Regions from separate parts of the Mus musculus genome. Here region 1 is linked to region 2. The links are chromatin contacts, found by Hi-C or POLR2A ChIA-PET in ENCODE. All regions are on one chromosome and are shown on one strand. The core of a region is the stretch at or near the end of the contact, and the rest is flanking DNA. Distances in the headings are between cores, read along the strand shown.

Region 1 (6,119 bases), core at 2,071-4,570, 200 kb before region 2:
CACACTTCTATCACATTGGAAAAAAAAAAAAATCAAGAAAATATCTACTTAGCAGCCAAATACTACACAGTGAAAATAACATTTGTACTTAAACATTTAATACTTGCATTTTATAGAAAATAAAAAACAAGTAAAATTAAGTCAATGTCTCACCTCGGAAAGTACGTCTAGCTCTCCTCACTCTTCTGGCTACTGTCTTAAACTTGGTTTGCATACAGTCTTGACTCATCATTTCATCAGCTACCTTGCTGTTTTGTATTTCCACAAATTTCTGTTAACTCTTATGTACTCATACACAAAATAATGTAAACACCCTAAGCTTTAAAAGCAAAGAAGCTTAAGACCCTCACTAGGTACAGACCAATGCTATTCAAGTACTATTAATTAAAAATTAAAGCTAAGAACAAAAGGAAATAGAAACGCTTTTATAATTCTCCCCCTAAAAGTATACCACAACCTCCAAATCATTCAAATTTTGCCATTAGAGTTCCAAAATCTCAATGAACAGAAATTTAGATAGAGGAATTATAAAAAAAGACTGCACCATAAAAAAATATTTCTTATTTCTTAGAGGTTTTTTTTTGTTGCCACATTTCAACTATATGAAACCACTTGTTCCAGCTTTCCTAACACAAAACATTTCCCAAACAAAGACTGTTTATGGTCTCTTAAGAAGCCTTTGTTCCAGGACCCCTCTGTTCAAGAGCTACAACTTCTGGGTTTTCTTTTTGTGGTTCTATCAACAGCAAATACTGGCAAACTCTTCCACACTGACACAGGAGTTTGTTAAACAAAGGAGGAAGCAAGTCCCCTTCACACAAAGGAGGCTCCAAAACAGTTATGTTTGTACATTATTTCTTCCTCTTTACCCCTTCTCCTCTCAGGCTGTAGTATATAGTAGTCTCAATAGAAAATGGTGGCCATCATGTGTGACAATTCAGAATGGGAAAAAGCAAAACAAATGCACAAATCCTAAAGGCTGCCATTAAGCTGCTAGCCCACATGAGGAAATGGGTAGCCAAACCTAACCAAAGCAACTATTTTTCGAAGAAAATAGCTCTATAAAAGGCAAAGTCGGTAAGAAAAAGGACCTACCCAGTCCTAGTGCGCCACAATGCCAACATGGAGGGCAACTCACAGGATCCTAACTCCTCTTAGATTTTGGTTTCTAATAACTTTGTCAAGTTTCCTAATTTCTAGATAAAAATCCCATTAATGCAAGCATGCAACAGTCACATTCATCTTTCCTGGTACATTAAGATAAAGCTAAATCGCTCAATGTTTGAAACGTGGTCCACATTTCAGAATCAAAACCCTAGGTCTAACCAGGCAAGGGTGTAACTTCTGCAGGCCTCTACAGTAAAAGAAACCTTCCATCGCCTCTGTCCATTTCACCAGAAGAAATGAATCTATTTCCAAACATTTCCCCCCATACTAGCTGACCTGGCCAGTTATTTTCTGAGGCATTTCATTTCTGCTTTCAAAGTTGTCCAAGAGCAACTAAAATATGGTATCTGTGTTTTAATTTTTCTTTCGTGGGGGTAGTGAAAGGATAAGGCTTTATTCAGGGATCTCTCGCAAACATCTTTTCTAGAACGTCTACGTACACAATCCCCTAAATCAAAATGCCATTACATAGAGCAAGTTTAAGGGAGAAAGGGGTAAAAGGCGTGGGGGGGGGTCTTTTTCACTTGAGAGCAGGGAAAGATAGAAAATTCTTAAACGGTAGGCAAGGCAGTTAAACCTTTCCAACCGACCCGGCCGGTCCAACGGTCGTTTAGGCCAACTCAGACTCAGGTCATCCCAAAAGGTAGGCGAAAAACCTGGGGTGTCGCAGCGCATCCAGTTCCGGCTGCGGGGGGAGGGGGTACGGGGAGGGGGACGGGGACGGGGAAGGAGTGGGCCGGGCTCTCCGCGGACGTTGCAGCCGTTAGGGCCGTCTTGGGGACACCCCACCCCTCAGAGCCCCCCAAGCTCGAGGCGCTAGAGCCCCCGCCGGGAAGGCCGAGTAGGGAAAGCTAGGGACCAGGATGAAATCTCCAAGAGCTCGTCTGACATCTCCCCTACAAGCACAGCCTCTCCACCTCAGCCCCAGCCAGGCCTCCCCCCCCCCCCCGCGCCGGGAGCAAAGCAGTCCGGCCCCAAGTCCGTGTGGGAGCGTCCGCCAGGACCTGCGAGCATCAGGGCCCCCGCCGCTTGGCCTGCCCCCACCATCCTCAAAGTGTCGTCCCCCCACCCCGACCCTTGCACCCCCACCACCACTCAACCAGCCGCTCCAGACCGGCCCAGCGGCTCCTCCCCTCCCCCAGTAGCGCCGGCCGCCCCCTGGCCCAGCTCGCCCTGGGGACTCCCAGAGGCCGAGGGACCAGGTGGTGGTGGGGGACCCGGGTCCGGAGGGTGGGGCGCTCAGGTGAGGGCAGCTTCGGGCCGACGCCGCCACCACACAAAGGACCAGGGGCTCCCGCCGCCATATTGAAAACTTTCCTCCTCACACGACAACTCGCAAGTCCCCCACCCCCACCCATCACACACCCCCGCACCCCGAGAAGGAGGCGAGGACCAGCCACGGAGCCGTGCGGGCCCAGAGCCCTGCCTCCGCGCCCGCGTCTCAGCCGGGCTCGGGAGGACTCCCCAGCGACCACCCCGGCGGCTGCCAACCACTCCAGCCCGCACCGCTGCCGGGCGGTGCAGCGCACCAGCCCCCGGAGCCGCACCGACCTAGCCCCCTCCGGCCGCCCCGCCGGAGCCCGCGGTCCTCACGGCCCACATCCCACCCGGGACGGGGGCCCCCGCGCCTTCCTCCCACCGCCGCATCTCCGACCCTCGGAGCCACCCCAAACTTGACCGGGCCCGCGGGACGACCGCTCCCCGCCCCCGCGCCTCCGGCCTCCCGGGCCGCGCGTCCTCGCTCCCTCCCCCAGCCGCGAGCAGGATCCGGGGTGCTGGCTGACTCACCGGCGGCGGCCGCACCTTACAGATCCCAGTCTGCTCGGCTATGGGCCGGATCTTGTGGATGAAAGCGAAGGGGTCCGCGAACTCTTCCCAGCTCGGCTCGAAGACCGGACACTCGGGGGGAGGCAGGAACTCTCCCAGCGGGCCCGGGCCCCCGAGGGGCAGCGCCGGGCGCGGGCCTGGGGGCAGCGTGGTGGCCGGCTCCATCACCGCGACCTGGGCAGGGGCGAGCACAGGGCAGGCTCCGCAACCGCGGCAGCGAGCTCCGCTCCGTCCGAAACCCGTGCAGACGCACAGCTCGGGCGACAGGTCCGACTTCTACTAGCAACGGCAACACCTAGGGCTTTTTCAGCCTTCCTCCGACGACGTCTTGCCGCTACCCCACGCAGTGCTCCTCCGCCGCCACGGCGAGGAAAAAAGTCCCTGCTGCCACCCCGAGCCAGGTCTCGCCCCGCCCCCTAGCCGGGAGGGGCAGGGGCCTTCCGCCTGGGATGTTTATCCTTAATGCTTCAGTTAACCTCTGAAGTTTCAGAATTCTTCCTCTCAAGAAGTTAACAGTCTAGTAGGGAGAACAGAGTTACAATCCATCAATCACGTCATATATTTTGGCACGAAAGATTTGCTTAGTAAAACCCGAGAAGCAGAGTACTGAAATTGGAGGATTCTCCAGGTAGAGAAAACACCTTGAACACAAGGAGCAGCAAGGACAGACACATAGAGTAATGAGGAGAGCAATAACTCTTCGAGCACTTGCTTATCCTAGACACTGTGTAAAGTGCAAGTGCTTTTCGGGATTGTTTAGTCTGTGAGGGGATTAAGCATTTGACCAAATCCAACAGTTCAGTCTATTTACTGGAAAGTAGGGTTGTTGCACAGAAATCTACACATATACAAGGTTGGACTTGAGCAAAAGCATCTTGAAATAATCCAATCAAGGAATGATGGGGCCTAAATAAATTCAGCAGCGCTATAGGTTAAAGTGAAATTGTAGGAAATAAAAGTTAGACTAGGACGGGACCAGAAGAATAGCGTACTAAGGGTCTGACAGATGGCATCCCTGGGACAAGCATCCATGAGCATGTTCTAGGGAAGATGTATTCACCCCTGAACAGGCTGAGCCTGAGATGTCTCTGCTACAAAGATTTTCAACAGGCTAAAAGGTACAACAGGTCTGAAGGAAAGAAAGAGATCAGAGTGTTTCAGAGGAAGCAATGGAAGAGCTGAGAGGTTAAGTAACCATGAAATCCAAAGATGGGGGATGGCCCCAGAAAAAGTCAGGTCATAAGTAGAACTTGAACACAAACATAATTTCTTTTTTTTTTTTTTTGTTTTGTTTTTTCGAGACAGGGTTTCTCTGTATAGTCTTGGCTGTCCTGGAACTCACTTTGTAGACCAGGCTGGCCTCGAACTCAGAGATCCACCTGCCTCTGCCTCCCAAGTGCTGGGATTAAAGGCGTGTGCCACCACCGCCCGGCGATTTCTTTAATCTAGAAAGCAACCAAACTCGTGGAAAGACTGCCTGCCACTGTATAAGGAAGGATCAGTGGCTCCACAGCCCTCCCTTCAGAATAGACCATCACTCAGCCTCTGGGTTTAGATTTTAATAGGACTAATGTGACCTAGGCTGGCCTGGAACTCTCTACATAGCCAAAGATGACTCTGATCTCCTGATCATCCTCCTGCCTCTACCTCTTAAACGCTGGGATTACAGATATATCCTATCACACAGAGACCATGGTTCTTCAGCTTAAAAATGGAAAGAGTTAGAAGTTAGATGTGGTGGCGCACACCTTTAATCCTACACAAAGTTCCAGGCCAGCCAGACCTGCATAATGAGCTTCCGCATCAAAGACAGAGAGAGCCGGCTCAGCAGATTAAGGGCATTTGCTTCCGCCTTAGAGGATGTAAACTTAGTTTCCAGATCAATGCCCATCAGCTCCCAACTGCCTCTTCACCCCCAGCCTCAGAGGCTCTGATGTCTCTCCTGGCCCCTACAAGCAACACACACATTTTTTTTATTTTTTTATTATTTTCCTCATTTACATTTCAAATGCTATCCCAAAAGTCCCCTATACCCTCCCCCGCCCTGCTCCCCTACCCACCCACTCCCACTTCTTGGCCCTGGCATTCCCCTGTACTGGGGCATATAAAGTTTGCAAGACCAAGGGGCCTCTTTTCCCAATGATGGCCAACTAGGTCATCTTCTGATATATATGCAGCTAGAGACATGAGCTCTGGGGGTACTGGTTAGTTCATATTGTTCCACCTATAGGGTTGCAGACCCCTTCAGCTCAACACACATTTAAAAAATTTTTTTAAATATAAAAAATACAAAACATTTTTCAGTGAAGGGGAGAAAAGCCCCAGTCTTTAATAAGCTCTATCGAAGTACCTGGCCTCTAAAACAGTTCAGCAATTCTTGAAGAAGGCAAAACTTTTCTTAGCTCTACAGGGATTTGGAGCCTGAATAAGACATATATTGTCTTAAATAATAATAAAATAAGACAATAATATTGTCTTAGACAATAATCTGTTCATTAAAAAAAAATCATTGTAAAATGAGGTGATACAGCAGGTTATAAAATCGTGGGAAACCTAGGGAAGAAGTATAGAATTTACCACATTTTTGAGTCAAGGTTTCACTATGTAGCTCTGACTAGCCTGAAACTCACATATTGGCTGGCTTCTAACTCGGAGGTGCTAGGATTAAAGACGTGTCACCTCACCCAGCTTGACATATTTTTAAACCTTGCTGATTTTTTTTTCCGTGATAATGTATTGAGGGGGAAAAATTGAAATGGGATTGCATACTTGTAGCCAAAGCTGGCCTGGAACTCACAATGAAGCCCAGGCTGACCTCATTCCCAAAGGCTAAGATTTCAGATGACCTGTCATATTGACTGAAAAAAAAAAAAATCCTTTATTTTCGCTCTTGGCCCTGACCCTGGATGTTATAAACGTTGTGTGTGTTTGGGGGTCTTCCTGGAGTTGACTTTCTGTCATGTTCTCTGCTTTGGGAAAGGACAGTACTTTCACCTTTGACGTTAGCATCCTACAAACCAAGTAGGTTATAATTTTCAGACCTCTGGACATGAATTGTGGGTATGTAACTGGAAGGTACGAACTTAGGAAGTCTCTCAGTTGACTATGACCTAGTCATCTTCTCT
Region 2 (6,930 bases), core at 1,634-4,133:
TCTTGTCACTTGCAGGCTAGTCTGCTATCAGTTTAGTCTACTGGAATGGCCTGCGTTGACTGTGACTCTGCACTGTAATCTGTCTTCCTGAAGAAGAGACAAAAAGGTCATCAGGCTGTGTGGAAAACACCCGCTGAGGCATCTCATCCCACTCACGTGTCTGAAAATAACAGCAGCCACAGGCTGGAAAGTGGTGGCACATGCCTTCAATCCTAGCACTCCAGAAGGAGGGGCTGAGTTTGAGGTCAGCCTGGTCTACAGGGTGACAGCCAGGGCTACACTGAGCCAGGGCTACACAGACTGTCTTGAAAAAACAAAACAAAACAAAATAACAGCAGCCACAATTCAACTCTCATTATCACCACCACTACCACAACAATAGTTGATATTTACTGGGTGCTTGCTGTATGCTATTTTAAATGATTTTTATGAGTGAATGTGATCATTTGATAATCCTGTCAAGCAGGCCAAACTTTTTAGGTAAAGGCTTAATTTACATATAATAAGTAGCTAGACCTTGTATTTTCAGTTCTGAGGCTCAAACCCAGGGTCATATGCTAAGCAAGTGCTCTACCATTGAGTCTCCTGAACCAGCCCTTGGCTTTTTGAGACAAGGTCTCATCCAGACTGACCTTAAGCTCATGACCTTCTGCCTCTGCTTCAGAAATGCTGGGCTTACAAATGTGTACTACACCTATAGATTTTTACCCACGCAAGCTTAACTTCACATTCTATACTCTGTTTAAATGTATTTTTACTTTTGAGAAAGCTCTTGTTAAGTTCTAGCTTGAGACTTGCTGTGGTAGGTCAGGTTTCCTCAAACTCACAGATGTCCCTTGCCTCTGCCTGCTGAGGGCTAGGATTGAAGGCCTGTGCCACCACTCCTGGCTATATGCTTTCTCTTGAAAAGTAGGACGCTGAAGAGAACAACCTGTACTTCTTTTCATTTTCATGTTACTGGATTGTCTCCAATAGGATGTTGCACTGACCAAAGATTCCATAAAAACCAGGATAGGCTTTAAAGAAAGGCTCTTAAAACAAACACACACGATAATATTTACTATTAGCACAAAGTAAAGTTACAATGTAATGCAGGAGTATAGTGGACATATTAATTCTTTCACTATTCACATATTGTCCTTACATTTCCCACTTGTTTGAGAAAGACCAATTTCTCCCGTTAGTTAGGTTAAATAACTTCTATTTAAATACAATGGTAAATTAGGTAACTTTTCTGTTTATCTTTTGAGAAAGAACCTGTAAAATTGGGTCTGATCATTAATGCAACCAATTGAAAGTTCGTTGCTCAAGTGTGTGTGTGTGTGTGTGTGTGTGTGTGTGTGTGTGTGTGCGCTGGCCAGTGAGCCCTAGGGAATAGCCTGTGCCCACATCCCCAGTGAGTCCCCATCGCCACCATTCTAACCCCACAACTCTTGACTTTTATGTGGAGGTTGAGAGATGATAAAGTCTTGCCAAGCATTTTTTTTTTTTTTTTTGGCAAGCACTTTCTAGAGTAAGCATTTCCTAGGCCTCCACTTGTTACTTTTTATTGAAATGAGGAATAAAAGACGTATGGGTTCTTTGTTCCTCTAAATTGGCTAAATACTCCAAGAAATCTTGTTTAAGATTTTTTTCAATCAAAATTTGAAAGAGAAATTTTTTTGGTGTAACTAGCATGTTTTTCATTCCAAAGGATTAAAATGAGAGAACATTTCAGCTAAAATCCTTATGTTTTTAAAGCAGTTAGTGGTTTATTAATAGGGCCTGAGTCTCTTGCATCTTTGATTCCCTTTGGACTCCTGGGTGTGAGTATTAAAGAGTGTCACATGAGCAGAGATCTACATGCATGAAAGCCTCATTAAATTTTTACTGGTAACGTGAGATGAGAAGGCTCTGTGCTGACCAGCTGTATTTTGAACTCAACTACAGACATTAATTATGTATACATGGAAAATTATTTAGAACAATTATAGGCTGTTAGACCTTTGCTTCCTGTTATAATTCTAGATAAATTAGAGCATGATTATAACCAATTATGTTGTTTCAGTTATCATTCCCAAGTGATCCAAGCCTTATTCTATGATCCCTGGTGGTAGACTGTTTCATAATTCTAGTAAGTTATGTGGTTTGCTCTTTATGAACTTCTGTGCACAGTACTAGGTAGAATAAAATGGAGACCCCTTTGAGGTGTCTTATAGGGCACTCTCTGAGTAGATCTAGCCAGTTGGGTTGCCTGGGTCAAAAGGACTGTTTCTTAAGCCAGGGACTGTTAACACTTTGGGAGCTGAAAGGGAATTAGAAGAAAAAAAGACACAACACGGGACTTCTCTTTTAATACAAAGGAATTATATGTTCTCATCTATCCTTCTAGAATTTGCTCGGATGATGGTGATGGGAAACCTTTTAAGAATCTCTTCTACTTTGAGAATTCAGACATTTACTCATTTTTCAGGCAGCATCTCTTGTAGCCCAGCTGGCTACGAACCGAGGATGACTCTCACCTTCTGATCCTTTCTCTGTGTTGGGATTACAGGAGTTAGCCACTGATCTGCAGAGAGAATTTCAAAGCCTTTGTAAGCAAAATTATAGCGACCGCTTTGATATTTACGTTCAGGTTACTTGACGTAAGTGGGAAAGAGAGAATGACGAAAACAAGATATATGCAATCTAGATGCTGAAGTGGACCACGATGTAAATTATTAGTTCTAAAGAACGCGGTCTGGAGGACCAAACGCCCCAGAGAAGACGGTGATGAAGACGGTGACAACGCACTCCCCGTCCTACAGCCCGCTCCGCTTTGGGAACCTGGCCTCCGCTGCGGCTGAGGGCGCCGGGTGATGACGTCACCGGGCCCCGGAGGCGATTGGCTCCCCGAGAGGGGCGTCGGCAATCAACGGGACCCAGAGCCCTCGCCGAAGTCCTCGCGATAGCCGCGGCCTCGGTGCGGGGATGGCCGCAGAGCCGGGTGGAGGTGCTCTGCGGCTCCGGGAGCCGGCTCTCGGGGCCGAGACATGGCCCGGGGCTCCGGCCAGCTAGGCGGGCCTCATCGGGACACCGTCACCATGCCCAAGAGAGGAAAGCGGCTCAAGTTCCGGGCCCACGACGCCTGCTCGGGCCGAGGTGGGCGAGGGGCGGGGCCGGGCTGGGCGGCCAAGGCGGGCTGGGCGGCCGGGGCGGGCGCGGCGGGACCCGGCGGGGAGCGGTGGCGGAGACTTTGCCTCGAGTCTGAGGAGGCCTTGGCGCTTTGCTCTGTTTCAGTGACCGTGGCGGACTATGCCAACTCGGATCCGGCGGTGGTGAGGTCTGGACGGGTCAAGAAAGCCGTGGCCAACGCTATTCAGCAGGAAGGTAGGCTTTCGTGGGTCTTTTTAGGCCCAAGCTTTTAAGAGACAGCATTGGGTGTTGTATTTACCTGGAATTGCGTCCCGGTGTTTTTTCTACTGACCTTTGGGTCATGAACGTGTTTGCTCTTCCCACTGTTTACTTTCTCGTTTCGTATCCTGGATGGGATGGGTGTGTGTAGCCAGGATCAGCAGGTTCCGGAGCCGAAATGGTTTTGTTTCCTCTTTGAGTTAAAACCAACTTTGTGACCAGCTGCGGTGGGCATTCCTTTAATCTCAGCATTGGGGAGGCAGAGACAGGTGGATCTCTGTGAGTTTAAGGCTAGCCTGGTTTACCTAGCAAGTGTGAGGTCCTGTCTCAGAAGAACCACCAAACCAAAACAAGAACAAAATCCCACACAACTTTTTGTACTCGTTAATTTCCACTGCCACTCCTTGATACCAGTCCCCCCCCCCTTTTTTTTTTTGGTAGTTTGTGCATATTTTACCATGCAGTTGACTTCCATTTCTTTGGCATATTGGGTTTTTTGTTTTTTTTTTTGTTATGTTTGTCTTGCTTTCAAGATTTTTGCAGATGGGACCAAGTGCGTTTCATTCTCTCCTTGTTTCCTCCTAGTAAAATCTCTTTGTGGCTTGGAAGCGTCCCAGGTTCCTGCCGAGGAGGCTCTTTCCGGGGTGGGTGAGCCATGTGACATCCTGGACAGCAGTGATGAGATGGATGCCCAGGAAGAAAGCACTCAGGAAAGATCAGTCTCCAGAAAAAAGAAGAGCAAGAGACATAAAGGTACGGGTTGCTTTCCTGAGCACTGAGCTCTGTCTGTGGTGATGGATGCTGTCGCTCTTCAATGTGAGGGGAGATCTACAAGGAACTAGTGATTGTCGGTGATAACCTTTTTTTTTTTTTTTTAAAGATTTATTTAGTCTGTGTGAGTACACCATTGCTGTCTTCAGACACACCAGAAGAGGTCATCAGATCCCATTACAGATGATTGTGAGCCACCATGTGGTTGCTGGGAATTGAACTCAGGACCTCTGGAAGAGCAATCAGTGCTCTTAATTGCTGAGCTTTCTCTCCAGCCCCATAACCTTCTTTTCCATGATACAAAAATTAACAGCAACATTAGTTACACTTTTTAAAATTCTGTTAGGGATGTATACATACATATTATATGTGTGTGCGTGTGTGTACACATTTTCCAGAAAATTTCCGACTTAACGTTTTAAGTTTTGTTTATTTACTTTTTTTTTTTTTTTTTGAGGAACTGAATATGAGTGTCTGCATGTATGTGTGTGCTTCACTTGTATGCCTGGCACCCTCAGGTCAGAAGGGGTCGTTAGATCTGTCACTGGAGCTGTGAGTTGGATGGTTGGATGGATGGTTGTGAACTCTGATTTGGGTTCTGAGACCCACCACACCCAGGTCTTTTGCAAGGGCAACAACTTCTAAACCATCTTGGCTTTTCAAGACAATATTCTCTTCTCTTCGCTTCTTTTCTTTCCTTCTCCTTTCTTTTCTTTCTTTCTTCTTTTTTTTTTTTTTTTTCCTTGAGATAGGGTTTCTTCATGTAACAGCCCTGGCTATCCTGGAACTGCTTTGTAGACCAGTCTGGTTTGTAGGTCTCAAATCCACGGAGATATGCCTGCCTTTGCCTCCCAGATGCTGGGTCTTAAGATATAACGTACTTTTTCTGGTCTAATTTCTTTCATATGGCTTAAAAGTATTTAAGGTTCATCCATATGGCATGTGTACCAGCTTTTATTGCCTTTTACTTGACTACTTTGTGTTATGACTTCAGGGATAAGTCTTGCCTGGGTAAATGCTTTCATTTCTAGTAGGTAATGAGTGCATGAAATTTCTGGATTGTATGGCAATCTGTGTGTAAGTTTTTGAGGAATCAGTGAAGTGGCTGTGCCATTTGGTGTTTCTAACAGTAGCATAGGAACATTTTTCCCTCCGAGACAGGGTTTCTCTGTGTAGCCCTGGTTGTGCTAGAACTGACCAGGCTGGCCTTGAACTCAGGGATCTGCCTGCCTCTGCCTCCTGAGTTCTAGGATTAAAGGAGTGTGTCACTATGCCTGGCTTTTCTTTGCTTCTTCATTTTAAATTAAAATATTGCATTATAAGACTCCCTTCACATAGTCAGGATCTAATCACTTACTAGACAAGTGATTTGTGGCATGTACACTCTTGAACATCATTTCTCTTTTATTTTGCTTTATTTTCTCTCTATTAAGGTACATCTACTTTGATTATTTTCTCTTAAAAATAATTTTAAAATTTCTTTGTCTATCTGTTTATTTTGACTGTGTGTGTATAGGGGGTAGGATAACAGAGTTGAGCATACCTGGGTGTAAAGGTGGAGATCAGAGGACAGTGTGATAGTTATCTCCTTCCATCATTGGAGTTCCAGGGAGTAAACTCAGTCAGGTTTGGCTGCAAGCACTGTTATCTGCAAAGCCGTCTGGTTGTCCCTATCCTTTAGTTTTTAATGAAGTCGTTATAACCACTATGCAACAGCTATAAATTCATTACTATTTATGTTTCAATTTTGAGCAATTTCTATATATCATTATCTCTATAATGTTTTAGTGTCATACCCTCAAAAGAGAGATAGTTTTCAAAAATACTATTGTTAGCCAGCAAGTAATCTCAGGAGGTGGAGGCGGACCAGGAGTCCAGGGCCAAGGTTAGCTACATGTTGGAGGCTAATCTGAGTTACATTAGACCCTGTCTGAAGAGCTAAAAATCCAACAGACCCGGAATGTTCCAGAGATCCCTCCATGGTTAAGAGCACTGGCTGCCCTTCAGAAGACCCCTGTGGACCCATCACCCACATGGAGGCTTACGTCATCTGTACCTTTCCTTCTAGTGGAGCCAGTGCTCTCTTCTGTTCTTGGGAGCAGCTATGCAAGCGATGCAGACACACACATGCCTGCCTTTTTCAAGTTGTGTAGTGTTGCGCCATCTCCCTATCCCTGAGACATACAACCTTTAGCTTTAGTCAGCTTTGTAAAAGTCCCGATGAGCCCGGTGTGATGGTGCTTGACTTTAATCCTAGCACTTGGGAGACAAAGGTAGGCAGTTTAAGGCCAGCATGGTCTACATAGCAAGTTTCAAGATAGCCCGGGCTTCAAAGTGAGATCTGCCTCAGAGATAAATGATTATTTAAGATGGTGGCTTTCTGGCGTATGTGTTGTTATTCTAATCTGAGATATGTAGTGAACCTTAGGACTCAAGACAATAAACAGTAATTAGGTCTGAAGCAGGAGGAAGAGACAGGAAGGCTACATTATCAAGTAGGGACTGAAGTACAAGATAACTAGAATGTGGCAAAGGTTGATGCTTGTGTAGCTCAGCTGAGACATAGGTTTGATCCCAACTACATAAAGCCAACATGGTGTCATATACCTACAACCCCAGAATTTAGTAGGTGGAGACAGGAAGATAAGATGTTCAAGGTGTACTATCAAGTTGGCAAGCCTGACCTACCTGAGACTCTGCCTCAAAACAAACATACAAATAATAAAAATGAAAACTAGAACATGTGTAGAGTGTTGATTGTGAATATATGCTATAATTTACCTTTTC

Evidence for each region. Hi-C counts contacts between places; a loop is a spot of excess contacts on that map. ChIA-PET counts read pairs that join two places held with the same protein, here RNA polymerase II (POLR2A).
Region 1: a loop to region 2 is called in a map of heart, with 2.8 times the contacts of the local background. The contact joins the promoter of Kdm5b here to the promoter of Tmem183a in region 2. A Hi-C loop is called at or near these places in 1 of 37 maps with a recorded cell type or tissue (heart). POLR2A ChIA-PET finds 5 or more read pairs at or near these places in 2 of 5 experiments (Patski and embryonic stem cell).

Annotation. Positions count from the first base shown.
Region 1 is chr1:134,557,379-134,563,497 of GRCm38, reverse strand. Kdm5b (lysine (K)-specific demethylase 5B) reads right to left here and starts at 3,320. Exons shown (of 27, transcript NM_152895.2): 1 at 2,956-3,320. The coding sequence starts at 3,159. It also overlaps a transcript of Mgat4e not described here.
Region 2 is chr1:134,357,952-134,364,881 of GRCm38, reverse strand. It overlaps Tmem183a (transmembrane protein 183A), which reads left to right and starts at 2,883. Exons shown (of 8, transcript NM_020588.2): 1 at 2,883-3,120; 2 at 3,259-3,348; 3 at 3,958-4,125. The coding sequence starts at 3,012.